Regions from separate parts of the Mus musculus genome. Here region 2 is linked to region 1. The links are chromatin loops, found by intact Hi-C in ENCODE. Cell type or tissue: gastrocnemius. All regions are shown on one strand.

Evidence for each region. Hi-C counts contacts between places; a loop is a spot of excess contacts. Peaks named below come from ENCODE experiments on the same cell type or tissue, not always from the same donor. Only the 100,000 strongest peaks of a DNase experiment are listed, where the experiment ranks them.
Region 2: it touches region 1 in a loop (2.1-fold over the local background); 7 of 42 quality-filtered maps call a loop at or near these places.

The regions. Positions count from the first base shown.
Region 1 is chr12:70,141,637-70,149,636 of GRCm38, reverse strand. No RefSeq gene overlaps it. Among named protein-coding and RNA genes, the nearest start is that of Abhd12b, 8.5 kb to the left of the region's middle. In gastrocnemius, a CTCF peak has its summit at 4,410; DNase peaks (open chromatin) are centred at 563, 1,328, 4,419 and 5,449; H3K4me3 peaks cover 1,484 bases; H3K27ac peaks cover 2,611 bases.
Region 2 is chr12:69,753,295-69,761,294 of GRCm38, reverse strand. Cdkl1 (cyclin-dependent kinase-like 1 (CDC2-related kinase)) reads left to right here. Exons shown (of 10, transcript NM_183294.2): 4 at 1,125-1,197; 5 at 3,997-4,087; 6 at 4,649-4,849; 7 at 7,088-7,170. Among named protein-coding and RNA genes, the nearest start is that of Mir681, 6.6 kb to the left of the region's middle. RefSeq lists an enhancer at 2,033-3,886. In gastrocnemius, no CTCF peak of the experiment used is centred here; DNase peaks (open chromatin) are centred at 2,413, 2,900, 3,287, 4,706 and 1 more place; H3K4me3 peaks cover 1,975 bases; H3K27ac peaks cover 2,017 bases.

The DNA of each region.
Region 1 (8,000 bases):
TTAAAAAAAACCTCAAAAGCAGTGTTCATCTCTATTCTATAGGATGTATGCCCTCGGTGATATTTATTTATTTGACCAGTATTTCTTTAAGCACATTCTCTATGTAGTACACATCTTTGGGGCGGTCTAATTTTATGCAGGGACTAACTCATGAAAAGCTGAACAACAACCAAGGAGTCGCTACCAAGCCATAAATAAATGTAACAGATAATACACATCCCCACGGGCTCACTAGTCAACATCTTCATAGGCAGAAAAGGTCAGGGGAAGATTAAAGGAAGGTACCACTCCGTTGCCTAGAAACAGCCTCAGAAATGGAAGATAACTGAAAAGGTCTTTCCAAAGAATCCCATAGAATGCTAACGCTGAGAGATCTGCATAAACAACCATTTAATTTACTCTAGTTTTACACAGAGCAAACTGCAAGCCAAGCAAGACCAAATGAGAGTTGGGTTGCGTTCACTCAGCTTTTCCAGAGCAGCCACTGCATACAAGACATAGCAAAGGCTATACCGAGTCAACACAGCAGGGAAGGCGGGGCTCCTCCTCAGAGGTCCTCAGAACCTGGCAGGAAAGGAGCCTGCATCGAAGCCACTGGGCGGGGCTATGGTGGAAAGGTTGTGGGAAGGTTGTGCTGGTTGTAAGCCTGACAGAGCCTCCTCTACTTGTTCTTGAGAAGAGCATAATTCAGTCGTTTCTTGTGAGGTAGACACTCCTCATTTCTGCATAAGTAATCAGGGTGGAAGAGCTTACACTTCCTTGTCCAACCACCTCCCATCTGCACGCACAGAGGCCGGGACAAAAGATGCTCCAGGGGAAGGCAGTGTACACCTGGATTCGTGGGAGGGGAAAACCCTATCGTTGGTTTTAGGCCTTGACAGGGAAGCAGGAAGTCACCCACGGAGAGGATTTTTTTTTTTCTTAACTCCTACTTTATTTTGTTTGTTTTAGGTTTTGTTTGGGTTTGTTTTATTCACTTAATTAAAAAAAAATCTAATAAATCCAGAGCTGATTACCCCGGAGGCAGTTTAGCTGGAAAGGTAAAGAATTAGATAAGACTCTGAGGGTCGGAGAGATCTATTCCTGAAAATGAAACCATACTCAGGAAACCATGGAGGAGACAAGAAAATAGAGAAAACAAGCACAATCGGTCACACAGCGTCACACACAGAAACGCATCGGGTTCCCAGCCTTCTAGATACCTGGCACTGGTGCAGAGGGCAGAATGAATCTATTCCCCTTTCTTTAAATCATCACCAAAGACAGCTCCGAAAGAAAGGTAGCTGTACTCCCCTCCCCTCCCCCCACGCCCATCCCCCCCACCACATACACACACAGCTGGAGTAAGTGAGCCCCGGCACAGCTGGAAATTAGAGCAGTCTCTCATCTTTGCCTTTAGTTTTTAAACAAGCAGGAAGAGAGCCCAGGGAACGCCCTCCCCACCCCCCACCCCCGGAGAACTACTTGGATCCTGATGTCAGTCAGCCTGGGGCTGTGTTCCTTGTCTTCCCTCCAGATGCTCCGTTGGAGCATCCTGCCCCTAGAGAGGAGTTTTAAAATAATAATAATATGTAGTGTGAAGTGAGATCATAGATATGAAAGCTCTCCTCTGAAGTGTTGTTTCCAGCCTACCCGGTACAGCACTGATATTATTTATTAATGACTGGATTTGATCTCTCTCTCTCTCTCTCTCTCTCTCTCTCTCTCTCTCTCTCTCTCTCTCTCTCTCTCCCTCTCCCTCTCTCTCTCTCTCTCTGGCTCCTGGGAAAATCCTCCTTCATTTAAAGCATGATAGTTTACAGACTAACATGGAAGATTAATCACTAGTAAATACGAATACCAAAATGGACAAGAGGTCTAGCCATGGCCTCTTCTGGCTCATCACCAGCCAAACGGGAACTAGAAACTGATAACTAGCAAGCCCACCCTCTTCAGACAAAAGAATGTGGGAGTAGGGATTAGAGGGGTGTTTCCACTCTCCTGTTGCTAAGGGTCAAAAAGAAGGGGTCAATGCTCTCTCCAAGAGTCTGAGTCCCAGGACCCAAAATTACTTAGCAGACATCAGCTCATTGCCCAGAGGTGAGTGTTGACTATCATTGTGAGGTGATTAATAAAGCAAGTTTTGTTAACCCTTGGTTATATGTTTGTGGGAGTGGAGCATTCGTGTATGCATGGGCTGGGGGTAGGGAGTTCATGTATGCATGGTGTTATGTGTGTATGTGTTGTGCATGTTCATGTGAAAGACTAAAGTCAACTTCAGGTGTTTTTCTCAAGAATTGGCCAGTTTTCTTCCTCCTCCTCCTCCTCCTCCTCCTCCTCTTCCTCCTCTTCTTCTCCCTCCTCCTCTTCTTCTTCTTTCTCTCTACTTATAGCCAAACTTACTCCCAACTAATCCACCTTATACCATCATTGCTTGCTTTTCTAGAACTATGTCCCAACTTTGAATAAGGTCGACCCTCTAAGAAGTTAAACAATATTTATCCTGTAGACCCAAATGTCCCTCACAGAACTCTGGCCCACCTCCATTCCTCTACAGAGCCATCCAACAGTGTAAGCTGTCTGGTGTTAATGCAGAGGTGAGAAGGTTAGACCCAGCAAAGAGGACAGTGACAAAGGCAGAGATGCAAGCAAGGTTAGCAAGAATTCATTTCAGGACCTTCTGCTCAGAGCATGTAGAGAAATGGACACTCTGGGCAAATACAGAAAAGTATGAACTTGCTTAGAATCTACAGGCCCAGGCTTTCGTGGAGACAATTCCATCTTGATTATGTATATACTTCCTACCAGTTTGCTGTACGTAGAAGAAGCCTATGATTATAAACACGGAAGGCCTGAACAATGGACTTGTCTTCAATGACACTGCCAATAGGAAACTCTGTGACTGGCATCAGCAAGTTACTGATAAAAGCAAGACATTTTCACCAGCCTTGATATCCAACCAGACAGTTAGCCCAAATCTCCTCCTGTGGGGAGACTCTAGCACAGCCTCTGCCCTGTGTGGAATGCCTGCATCTGTGCAAAACCTGAAGTATAACTACACATAAAGGAAGAGTTCGGTCTGAGAGGTTTAAATAGCCTGCAAATTATGACCTGGGCCTTGATATGGTCTGTAACCCCTACCTGACCTGCCAGAGAGCCTACAATGGCCTTGGTCCAGTACACAGAGACCCTATTTGGCCCTGCCTTTAAGCAGAATCGATTGACTGCTTTGGTAAGAGAAAAGGGCTGAGTTTCCACCCTAGAGCTATCTGTGGTAACATGAGTTACCAGCAATTAGAAAGGATCAGTCAGGCTGTGACTGTGGGTAGTGTCACTGCAATGTGGGAGGGTTTGGGGAGGACACTGGGAGTGGGCATCTCTTTTCTCCATATCCGTGATACTGAGGAGGAGGCTTGGGCGTCCTTTCTGCCTAGGAAAACATGCCACTTTATCAGTCAGGATAGAGCACAGTTTCCAGGTTCCACTTAGGGCAACAGGACATTTTGTAAGACCTCCGTTTCTATGAAGCAAGAAGCAAGGCATGTAAAGTATGTAGATGAGCAAGAAATTGAAACAATTGGTGCTTGCCAGAAACTTTCAAGACTCCTGGCTTCTACCAAGGCAAAGGTATTTAGGTATTCTAGCCAACACCAGGTAGTTGTGCTTTCAGAATTTGTTTTGAGCCGATCTCACCATGCATCCTTGGTTGATTTCGAACTTACTATGTAGACTTGATTATCCTCAAACTCACAGACATCCACCTGCCTCTGCCTCCTGAGTTCTAGGATTAAAGAAAGGCATGTGCCACCATGCCCAGGTGATGGGGTCTCACGGTCTGTTCTTATTTCTGTGTATGTGTGTAGGTCGCTGAGTGTATATGCTGTAAGAGTGCAGGAGCCTGCAGAGGCTCAGATCTTCTGGAGCTGGGATTACAGGTAGTTCGTGGGTGCTGGGAGCTTAACTTCAGGTCCCTGGAAAAGTATTCTAAACTGCTGAGCCATCTCTCCAGCTCCTAATAGATATTCTAAAATCGATGTGTGAGTTATTGTCTTGTTCTGTAAACTGTGCAGAATTCAGTCTTCCTCACTACAGGGTTTGTACAGAATGGTAACATTGAATGTGCATCAGTGTGTTTGCCCCGCGGTCTCGCAGGAAAGCTATCATTAGTAGAACTGACTGTGCTCATCCCCAATAGGATTAAATGATTCCTTCAGCAAAGGTACGGTGACTTGGGAAGGAACAATATAACGAAGCCATCTGAAATGTAAGATGTTCAAAATTCACCTAGAGCATGCAACTCCTACCTACAAGCTAGGGCCTCGCTTTATTTCTCTCCCTCCATTGTCCCAGAGGCTAACAGACTGCAGGCAGCCTATAGCATTTAATTGACCAAGTATAAAAATAGACACGCTGTTGTAATTCTTATATCTAACACGTGGAGGCAGCAGTGAGCCGGCGAGAAAAGAAAACAAAGGTGACATCTTCGAACCAGAAAGTTTGAATGGGGGTGAGGTTGGGGGAAGAGATACCACCAGCTGGCATGGTTAAAAATCATTTTGTGTCTTTCTTAGTCGTCTAAAACCTATTATTAAAAGAGCAAACTCTTCTAGCATATGTCCTCTGGAGTGGTTCATTTCCCTACTCTCTCTCTCTCTCTCTCTCTGCATGTGCGTCTTAATAGAAAGCCTTCTTTTCTATTCTGTTACAGAGATGGTTATTTTGAAGATTGCAAACTTCCTCCTGCCCAGTCCAAGTTGAAGTTCCGGGGGGAGGAAAAACGTTCCAGGCCGGCAGCTGTGCGCTGTACTGGACAACAAGCACCGCCTTTGTGGAGAGCCTCGTGGGATGATACCCAGGCAGAAGGTTAGAGAAATGGGTCTCCAGCGGTTCCCTTTACTGGGAGGAAAGAGATGGGGCCACACCTTCTTCGAAGAAGGCTTCGTTTCATTCCCGCAGATATGAAAAACTATGCTCATGGTCCCCTCAACTTTTTGAAGAACAAGATGGGCCCACAGCCAATCCCCTAAACCCTCAAGTGAGCAGACATCAAGTAGGGAAGACAGATGGAAGACAGGCAGACTGTAGCAAGCTGCTCCTCCTGAAAATTGACACCCTAGAGGGACATTGGGGATCACTCTCCACATGGCCCCAGAATGCAGCATCTAGAAGGGCAGGAGAGCCCCTCCCCACAAGAGGCCTTTTGTGTGCCTGTCAGGCTGGGTTGTATTTTTAGACTTAGCTAGGCCTGCTCTGGATTTCCCCTCACACAGCTGCTGCCGCTGCTTTCCAAAGCCCAGCCTAGGAAGCCGGGCTTCCCTAAGCCTTTGTTTGCCTGAAGAACGGAAGATAATGTTTGACAGGGGAGGGAGAGTTATGGGAGCCTGCAGAATTCTTTCCTCAACTCCCAGACAAGAGGGTAAGTCTTGTCACCCTATCCAGCAGCATCTTGTCACATACACACACACACACACACACACACACACCACCAGTCCAGCCTAGGACCTCCAGCCCATATTTGATCAGGACCAGCTGCCTCATGGCATGGATTGAGCCCAGTACATCTTTCGGAGTGAGAGAAAATTTTACTCCATGAGAAGGAAGCTCAGACCCAAGAACCATATTCAAAGCCACCTCTCTCAGCCACTCTGGTAAACAGGCTCTTCCTGCGTATTCTGTTTTAAAGCATTTAATTATTCCTCCATCTATAAATAAATAAATACTCGCTTGCTGTAGCATTTTCTTTCAATTTGCTACTGTAGACAAATCAAGACATGATTTATTCTTCTGATGTTGGCAGTCTTAAACCTCCCTCATTTGTTTTTTTAATATATATTTTTTTATTTTATGTGAGTACACTTTTATACTGTTACTGTCTTCAGAAACACCAGAAGAGGGCACCAGATCATATTACAGATGGTTTTGAGCCATTATGTGGTTGCTGGGAATTGAACTCAGGACCTCTGGAAGAGCAGTCAGTGCTCTTAACTGCTGAGCCATCTCTCCAGCCATCACCACCCTCCCATTTGCATTTTAAAACCTTCCCAACACCAGAAGTTACCTGTAGGGACTAAGGGGTGAACATGTTTTTTTGTTTTTGTTTTACTTTCTACTTTTTTTTCCCTACTGTTTTATCTTTATTCAAACAATGAGCTGTTACTGTTTGGCAATGGGAGTATTTTTAAGGTACAGTGCAGACAGCCAGTGGGTGGGAAACGAGGCATTTCTTGGTGTTGGGATTTTTAGATCCTGGCTTTGATAGGATGGTGGGCCTGACTAGTATAGCAGTGAGATGTTGTAAGAGAGGTGGGAAAGATGGATGGAGAGGGAGAGAAATGCTGTTGGTTCAAGGCAGGACCTGTGGTTAGGAAAACCTAGCCCTGCAGTACCAGAATGTATGCCAAAGACAATGGGATCCATGAGATTGAAGGACATGCTACACAAAGCACAGTCTACTGGATCTTATGGGCAGAAGCATGTCCTAGACAGAAGCAACATATCAAGATCCCTGCACTGCAGAGCAAGAGAAAGCATTCCTATCTAAACCTATGGTCATTGGAGTGTTAGCCAGGCTTCCTCAAAAGCTGCAAGCATGCCCAAATTCGGTATAAGAGCAGTCCGGCCAGCCATGCAAGCTCAAATGACTGTCTTATCATATGATAAGATGTATATGATATCTTAGTGATACCATATACAATTTGGGATGGGGTGCCAAGTCATTTGTTGGGCAAAATGACACTGAGGACCAAGATGGCTGTCATTATGTCAAATGGGATCCCTATAGCAATGAGACCTGATATAGCTTAAGTCTCTGGATGGAGGGGAATCTTCAGGATATACTGAGAACAATGGAGGAAGAGCAGGCAAGGGAGGACTCAGGTGCCGGTGGGACTCCATGTGAGGCAGGGAGTGAGGCCAGTGGCTGAAGGTGTGGAAGAAGGAGTTGTGTGACCAGTTAAAGCAGGCATTCTTCATCTGGCTAGAACTCAGGGGTCTGTGAACTTGAGTGGGAGAAACATCCTATTTTTATTTCTACATTCCCCCACTACAGCCTATTAGATACTTCCATGATTAATGTCAGAAAATTCATATAGGATAGTAATATCAATATTTATGACCTCAGCATTCATAACAATCACAGATTTTTGTATCCTATTTTCATATCACATGTCAGTTGTGGCAAATGTCTCTAAGTATCATTTCTGTTCATCATTAATTTAAAATGCTCGTAATTGGACCTGATAATGGATCGTGTTTTGTACAACATGGGTATATTTGCATGCATTAGCATATCAAAATGACTATAATTTTGAAAGCCGTATGTCCATTAAATAGTAATTTTGCAATCCTTTATTTATTATTATATATGTTAAGAAGTATTCTGAGAGGCAAGTCAAAACATTAGAAAGGGGACTGGAGGTATGGCTCAGGGATTAAGAGCACTGACTGCAAATACAGCTAGTGTTGTTGTTGTTGTTGTTGTTTGTTTTTGTTTTTTAATATATTGTAACCCCAGCACTCAGAAGGCTGAGGCAGGAGATGAGTTCAAGATTAGCCTGGGCTATCTCAAAACAATAAAAGAAGAAAGAAGAGGAAGAAGGAGGAGGAGGAGGAGGACGGCGACGACTATGATGATGATGATGAGAAGCAGCAGCTAGGTGTGATGGTACACACCTTTAATCCCAGCCTAGGGTGGCCGGCAGATCATTGTAAATTCAAGGCCAGCATGGTCTGAACAGGCCTTGCCCCATTTCTGGTCAGTCTGGGCATTCAGGCCTGTGAGGCCACCACGCAGTCACAGAGGAAGACCTGTTGAAGCAGAGAATACAGAGCTGAACAAACGGAAGCCAAGGTCAAAGCAAATGTTTACTTAAAATGAGGAAGGATATCATCACAGATTATAGATGTTTAAGAAGATAAATTCCACAGACCTTATGAAGACCACAACATAAGATTTACTTAATGGACACATTTCTGTAGCCCCTTCCTTTCCCTCCATTCTTGGCTGTGTATTTTGATCCTTT
Region 2 (8,000 bases), 390 kb after region 1:
CATGAGATGCCCTTTCCCAATTCACACACACACACACACACACTCGTGCGCGCGCACGGCATCATGGCATCTGGCAGGGCTCGGCTGTCCTGGTTAAATCGGCAGTGAATCTGTGCGGAAGAGTTGGGGAATTGGCACGGTTAGATGTTGTGACAGAGGAGAGGAAAGAGAAGCACGGCGTGAGGGTGACGAGAAGAGAGGTGCAGTGTGGGAAAAGAACACGATGCTTTTCTGTGTCTTCAGTTACTTTGAACTTTAGTTATATGGTATGCAATATAAACCTCCTCCTTGTCTCAGTAAAATCTCCTTCCTCTCCCTTCCAAGAAAACAAACAAAGCATGTGACTCAGGCATCTGGAAATGCTGAACACGCAAACAGAAGCCTTGCTTCAGGACCACGGTTTGGAGCAACCGGAGCACAGAGCACGCCATCGCCATCTCTTGTGCTGTATATTAACTAGCAAGGGCCTCATTATAGAACCGGGCTTGGTGGTGCAAGCCTGTAATCCCAGCACTTGGAGGTTAATACAGGATGATCTCGAATTTTAGGTCTTGGAGCCACCTTAGCAAGACCATGCTTCAACCCTCTCTTTAAAAACAAAACAAGCCGGGCAGTGGTGGCGCACGCCTTTAATCCCAGCACTTGGGAGGCAGAGGCAGGCAGATCTCTGAGTTTGAGACAAGCCTGGTCTACAGAGTGAGTTCCAGGACAGCCAGGGCTACACAGAGAAACCCTGTCTCGGAAAAAAAAAAAAAAAAAAAAACACAAAACAAACAAACAAAACAAGACAAAGAAAAAAACTGAGGAGTTCAAATTTCAGGCAGTCCCAGGTCATAAATATTTGTTGAAATATTTCACTGTTCCTCCCTGTTTTTTGTTTTGTTTTGTTTTTAAAATCCAAGTTTGTATTTTTGTTAACCTGCTTTCCCCACAACTCAGCAGCATGCTGGTCACACATTCTCAACACTGGATTTGTGGGCTGATGGCCTGTGGATCCAGAGGAGGCTGTGTCTCCCGGGATTTTTCAGTCCCAAAGCCTGCCCCCGTCTGGATTGGGTTTCTTGAGCTGAGGTCCATGGCTAGAGTGAAGAATGTGTTTGTGCTGTTTCTTTTGTTTTTATTAGGGTACCAGAGCCTCTCGTGAAGAACATAACTTGGCAGACACTGCAGGCTGTAAATTTCTGCCATAAACATAACGTAAGTGTCCCGACCCCCTTTGAACACCCAGGTGGCTTCTTCTCTTGAGCCAAAACCGAGCCTTATTCAAAGTTCATACCCCACCTTTGTGGGTATACGTTTTTTTCCATGAAAATCTTCCTAAGCCTGGGGGCGGAGGGGAGTAAGGAACTTAAAGATGGCAGATCTTATGGAAACATACATTATAAAAATCATTTTAAAAAAACTAGTCGTTTTTTGTTTTTGGTTTTTGTTTTTAATTTGTAAAATGTGAGGAAGAAGGAACCCCATTTACTTAGAGAGTCTGTATTATTGGATTGGTTTCCCCAAAAGACTTTGAACTGGAAGAGGTAACTCCAGATGCTTGCTGCAGTTACAATGGGTGGAGTCCTAGGCGCCAAGTCCTAGTGTCTGCCCTGGTGAGATAGGAGTGTTAAATGGGCGTCTGGTCCTTTTTGCCACAGCTGGACTGGGGGGAGGGCGGGGGGCCGGGTGCGGGGGGGGGGGTGCGGGGGGAGCCACTGTAGGAGACTGCCCATGTGACATGGCTTCATAGATGCTGAAAAATCTGCTCTCCTCTCTCACCCCACACAGAGCTGCCCCCTTTCTACACATGGAAGCCAGCTTCCTGGGCTGGCTCCCAGTTGTGTGGTCAAGTACTCAGAATGAATGAGCCCTTGAGTTTGATTCCCAGTACTGCGATCAATCAACCAACCAATTAATCAATATAGCAGAAAAGAAAAAGGTGTGTGTGTGGGGGGGTGGAATCAGAGTCCAACCACTAAAAACACTCAAAATCCCAGAAGGGAATTTTAGAGTTTCACTGGACTCCAGTTATTGGTCACCCAGGCCCGAGGGGTTAAATCCCCTCTGAGCTTGCCCCAAGTAAGTTTTCCTGAAGCTGCTTACAAGGAGAAAACACGGGAACAGTCATTATTTTGGCTTTCATTATCGGAAGCCTAGAATCCTTATCAGAGCTGGAGTGTCGCTCCATGGTTAGACCTCTTGCCTTGCCTGCATGAAGCCTTGGGTTTGACTCCTTACAGTGAAAACAGTCATTTTAAGGCAGGACGAGTGGATGCTAGACGCTTTGATCGGTGATTAGCACTTTCCCAACAAACAAGTTTCAGCATAAGGGTGGCAGGACAGATAGTGGGGCTGGAGGATACAGAGGGAAGGGGAGAGGAGGGGGCAGAAAGAACGAGAAAGCTCGCCAGCCAGCCCTGGTGGGGGAGATCTGAGGAAAGTGAAGATAAATACAGTGCATACCACAGCTCTCTGGAGAGCCGCAGACGCTGCTGGGCTCCACGTGCTGGGGGGGGGGGGGGCTGATGGGGGGAGGGTGCTGAGCTTGGAAAGAATTCCCAAACAAAGGGGGGGGGGGTGGAGCACATTCTTGTTTCTGAGTCCTTCTGCCCATATGTCATCACGACATTCATGGAAGGACCTATTTATAGCAAAATGCAAAATGGCTGGTGAAAGACTTCAGAGCCCAGGGCCATCGATTACTGAGAACCAGATAGGTAGGTTATAAGGTAATTTATCCACCCCACCCCGCCTCCATTTTTTTTTTCCAGAATAATAATGCTGATGGGAAACACTAACGTTGCTCTCTCGCCCTAAAAGTCCCTTGGAGTGGGAATTGCTGCGCCCACGAAGAGCCTCTGTCCTCTTTCCGGATTCTGGGGTCAAGGAACCCTCAAGAGTTGCAGGCTCCAGGCCAACAGTCACTGGGGCGGCAGAAAGACCCAGCGTTTCCCAGCAGAGAGGAAAACCCTTGGGAAAAGGGAGGGGTCACAAAGAACCCGGAGTAATATTTTGTCCCAACTCAATTTTAAATGTTAACCGTTGATTAAAAGTTGTTGACTTAAGAGATTTTATTTATTTATTTATTTATTTATTTATCTGTCTATCTATCAAAGACATTGTCATTTAATAAGAAAGTCCCGTGGGAGTCCTCAAGCGCTCCTCTTGGTAGTGGCTTCACCCTCTTAAAGAATGTAGCTTGATACCAGCGGGTGAGGCAGGATGCAAGAGTCTCCCGCTGGGCTCCTCTGTGCTGTGGGACAGAGCTGACACCTAGCGACCACGACGCACCCCGGACGGCGAGGCCGCAGCCAGCTCTTGTTTATCTTGTCAGGACAAATGTCAGAGCTGGAAGGGCGATCTTTTGGCAGGCACACGAGCTTCCAGCCCTCTCTCTCCCAGCTTATCTCAGCAGGCCCAGGGCTTGTCTTGTTTACCGAGCGAGCAAGCCGCCTTCCAGTGAACCGGGCTTCTGCTCCAATCTGTCTGTCGTTCTTGCCACAGGCTGAAGCCTCAAAGCCTTTCGGTCCTTTCCCCCTTCATAGACAGCAGGCAGGTTAGGGGTGATGCCTAGTTAAATATAAAGTTCCTTTTTCTAATGCAGACTGTTTGAGATATACTTAACATTTTAGTTGGGTTGGAGGTGGAGGTCAGGTGGCGTGCTCGGCTAAGGTTCTGGACTGATGCCCAGCACTGAAAAAAAAAGTCGTTTATCTGAAATCCAAACGTAACTAGGTATCTCACGTGTTTTTATTTGCTGAGTCTGGCTCTTGACAGTCATTTTTCCTATCACACTTCTTGGTTTTTGTGGCCACTCAAGAATTTGAAATGATTCTGTCTGTAGGTATGGAACTAGGTTTATTTTAGTCTGCTGTTTTAGTATCCAACAGGTCAATGGCAGATTAAACTGATATATCCAATATCTGCTAAATATTCCAGCCCTTTACTCGTGGCAGATATTAGAGTTGCACCTTCATGACATTTTGTTTTGTTTGTTTGTTTGTTTCTAACCAGTGCATACACAGAGACGTGAAGCCGGAAAATATTCTCATCACCAAACAGTCAGCCATTAAGCTCTGTGACTTTGGGTTCGCACGGCTTCTCAGTGAGTACCCACGGCTTCTTCAATGTAAAAGGAACATTCTTGCTGGGACAGCTGGTTTCCATACTACAGAAAGCTGGTTCTTGTATTCTGCCCCGGGAATAATCTTGCAACAAATTACGGTTCCTGCCAAATCTTGTAATGAAATATAACTTGAAAAATGTATAAATACACAACAATTTAGATATGTATGCTATATGTAAATTGTAGCACAAAAGTTATTATAAAGCCTGCTAATCTCCTGCCTTCTCCAACCCCCCAAACAATACTTACCAGAATTAATACTTCAGATGAATGCCTTTTAATCTTGGCTATAGATTAACACCCAAGGAACTTTTAAAAAGTATGCGGGTAGCCTTGGGCCCTCTCCAAGTGTTCGGATTAATTGGGCCGGGAGGAAGCCCAAGTATCAGTAATTTAAAACATCCTACAGCCAAGTGATGACAACCAGCAGCTAGCACTGAGAATGGTGATTCGGAAAAGCTTCATTTCTTAGGTTTTTCCCTGCTCAGTTTTGACTCCGGGCTTCCACTGATCTGTTTTCCACGTTTCTGCACCGGCCAGCTGGACCAGGTGACTACTACACGGACTACGTGGCCACCCGGTGGTACCGCTCACCCGAGCTGCTAGTGGGAGACACGCAGTATGGTCCCCCTGTAGATGTCTGGGCAATTGGCTGTGTGTTTGCTGAGTTACTGTCCGGAGTGCCTCTATGGCCAGGAAAATCTGACGTGGATCAGCTCTACCTGATAAGGAAAACCCTGGGTAAGTGGTTTCCGCTGACTTTGAGAGAACCTGCTCGCTTCTCCCACACCCCCTGCTTACCTGACACCTTTAGGAAACAGACATTTCTCAGCCTCGCTGAAATGGCTCCATTAAAAGTGTCTATGGTTTGTTCAAATGACAAGACTTAATGATTACTGGGAATTTACTAATTGTCCAGGATATATAGACTAATCTCTTAAGCTTAGGTCAGATCCTCTTAACTTCTAAATGTGTTAAGCCTGGCAACAGAACTACTGCAAGGACTTAGCTGGTCACAGGCGGCTTCCATGTTACAAGCTGAACATCCCTCATCCAGACGGCTTGGGACTCTAGTGTTTGTGACATTAGAGGTTTCAATGTGGTATGTAAGGGAAGGGACCCGAGTCTAAACAGAAAATTCATTTATGTTTCATTTCATTTCTTCCCATATCCTAAAGGCTGGTTATATGATCGTTCTAGCGTGCCCGCATTTGACCATGACACTTGGAGTCGAGTGTAGCATCTCCTACTTGTAGGATCATGTTGGCACTCAGTCTCAGAATTTTTAATGAGGGATGCTAAGCCTGCATTAGGATGAGGTGATTCATCCAGATGTCCTTACTGCAGCCTGCCTGACAAGTTTTGGATTATTCAGATTACCGTAGAGGAAGAACCTCAGCCTTCTAAGTGTCGAGAAGAAAGTCTTGTTCACCGTGCCCCCCTCCTACAATTAAGGGCAATGGGAAGGACAGAAGAGAAAAGGGAGGAGGGTACAGTAAAAGAGATCCATAACTAGTGGTTGCTGTTTTCAGAATCCAGGAGTTAGATTCTACTCTGCTAAGGAACGCCATTTAAAGCACTCTTTCTCTGCTCCATAACTCTTGTATTACCAGCAATCACCATAGAGCTTTGTCTTCCCAAAGTACTGAAGGCCACCTGAGGGTGAGACTGTATTTCCATTTGTTTGTTTGTTGAGACAGGGTTTCTCTGTGTAGCCCTGGATGTCCTGGAACTCCTTCTGTAGACTAGGCTGGTCTTGAACTCAAATTCCACCTGCCTCTGCCTCCCGAGTGCTGGAATTAAAGGTGTGCGTCACCAGGGTCCGGTGGTGTTTCCTGTTTTTATCGTCTCCACCAATGTCTTGCACATTGGAGCCTCCTTGGAGCTCACGCAGGGTCACTCAGCCTTCCTTGGCTGTTCCGTCCAGTGGCTTTAGGGCACTCTCCTGCCGCTCCAGCCCTAGTGGGGAGGCTTTGACAGCTCGGGGACATATGTCTCTACTGTGTGTGTGTATCTGTAATTCATTTTTAAAGCTAGGGGCTAAGGGGCTTCATTACAGTGTTTTCAGACATAGGAATCAACACCCTAGAGGCTGTGTTTTTGCTTGCTTATCCAAACTAGAGCAAGGTTCTGGATTTGAGTGAGAGGTAAAGTTCTGAACCGAGTAGCACTGGTCACTCAAGACGATCTAGTCAGAGGCTAGAGCCTCAGTACCACAGGGCCCTGGCTGCAGGCCTCTGCTTCTGTCAGGCCTCTGCTTCTGTCAGGCCTCTGCTTCTGTCAGGCCTCTGCTTCTGTCAGGCCTCTGCTTCTGTCAGGCCTCTGCTTCTGTCAGGCCTCTGCTTCTGTCAGGCCTCTGCTTCTGTCAGGCCTCTGCTTCTCTCAGGCCTCTGCTTCTCTCAGGCCTCTGCTTCTCTCAGGCCTCTGCTTCTCTCAGGCCTCTGCTTCTCTCAGGCCTCTGCTTCTCTCAGGCCTCTGCTTCTCTCAGGCCTCTGCTTCTCTGCTCTAGAAAGTGGCCACTTGTGGCCCAGAGAAGCAGTTTCCTGAACCAGTCTTTCCTAGTGATACCCCTAGGACTTTACATGAGGCCACCATCAGCTCATTCGGCTGCCATTGCTACAGAATGAGCTGCATTGGACAGGAACCTCTTTCAGAGTTTCACAGGGTAAGCGCCCCTAAACCTTAGACGACAACGTTTCTGAGATCAGCAGCAACACGGGAAAAGACGATTCCAATTTGGAAATGGACTCCTCAGAGACAGAGGACCTTCCTGTTAGCTCCTTTGGTTTGGAGTCATCAAATACCCTGACGCTCTCAGTTTCTGTGCCTGACACGAGGCACTGTCCCTGAAGAACTCAGTGTAGGCTGTGCTGTGTGGATGCTTCCCCTCTAGGCACAGGTCCACGAGGCTGTGGAGGGAAAGCACAGCCCCGTGTTTCCTACGCTACCCCACTCACTTCTGTCTCTTCTTGTCCAAAGGGGACCTCATTCCCAGGCACCAGCAAGTATTTAGCATGAATCAATACTTCAGTGGGGTGAAAATTCCAGACCCTGAAGACATGGTGAGTGACTCATTTTGGAGGTGGCTCATTAGATCAGGCTAGTTGGGTTTTGGTAGTTACTCACATATGAGGCCATGGCTCAGTCTAATCGTGATGAAGAAAATTGGAGCAAGCTGGTGCTGAGCGAGATCCTTCCTGGCCTCAGTTCAAACTTAGGAGTCCCTGGGAACAGAGGTTAGCCAGCCTGTGGGACAGGAAAGCAGGACTGCCCTGGTCACACCAGTCCTTAATCGTTGTCAACTGAACATAGATCGCTCAGAGCCAATCAACTTTCAAGCAAGCCCAAACATTGGCTCACCCGTGCAAGCAGCTCCCTTCCCCCAGCAGTGGCCAAATTTTCTCTTCTCCTGTCAACTCGCTTTCCAGAATATGGAGCAACACCACCACGGTCCCATTCTGCTGCCTCTCCTCCTGTATGGTCAATGTGGGGGAGACGCTCCTTTATGAAGGACGGAGAGAATCTAAATGCTCATCTCCCCAACCCACTTTGAACAATGTGTCCCAATGAAACCATTAGACAAGGGTATAGAGGTATAGTGTTTACATTATTGCCTTTAGTATTCAGGAAGAGGTTAAGTTGAAGTATATCTGTGCAGTAGCTCTCCTGGGGCTAATAAACATAATTAGATCTGTATCCATCCATCTGGAAAAGTCTACAACAGGTTGTTGAATTGAAAGTATAATTTTAATATTTTATACTATTTATACTGTAAATATACTGTTTAATAGTAGTAAACAGTATAATTTAATATAATTCAAATAAGCAATAAAATATATATGCACATATAAACATAAAAAAGACAGGAACCTCTGGGAAATCATGCAAAATT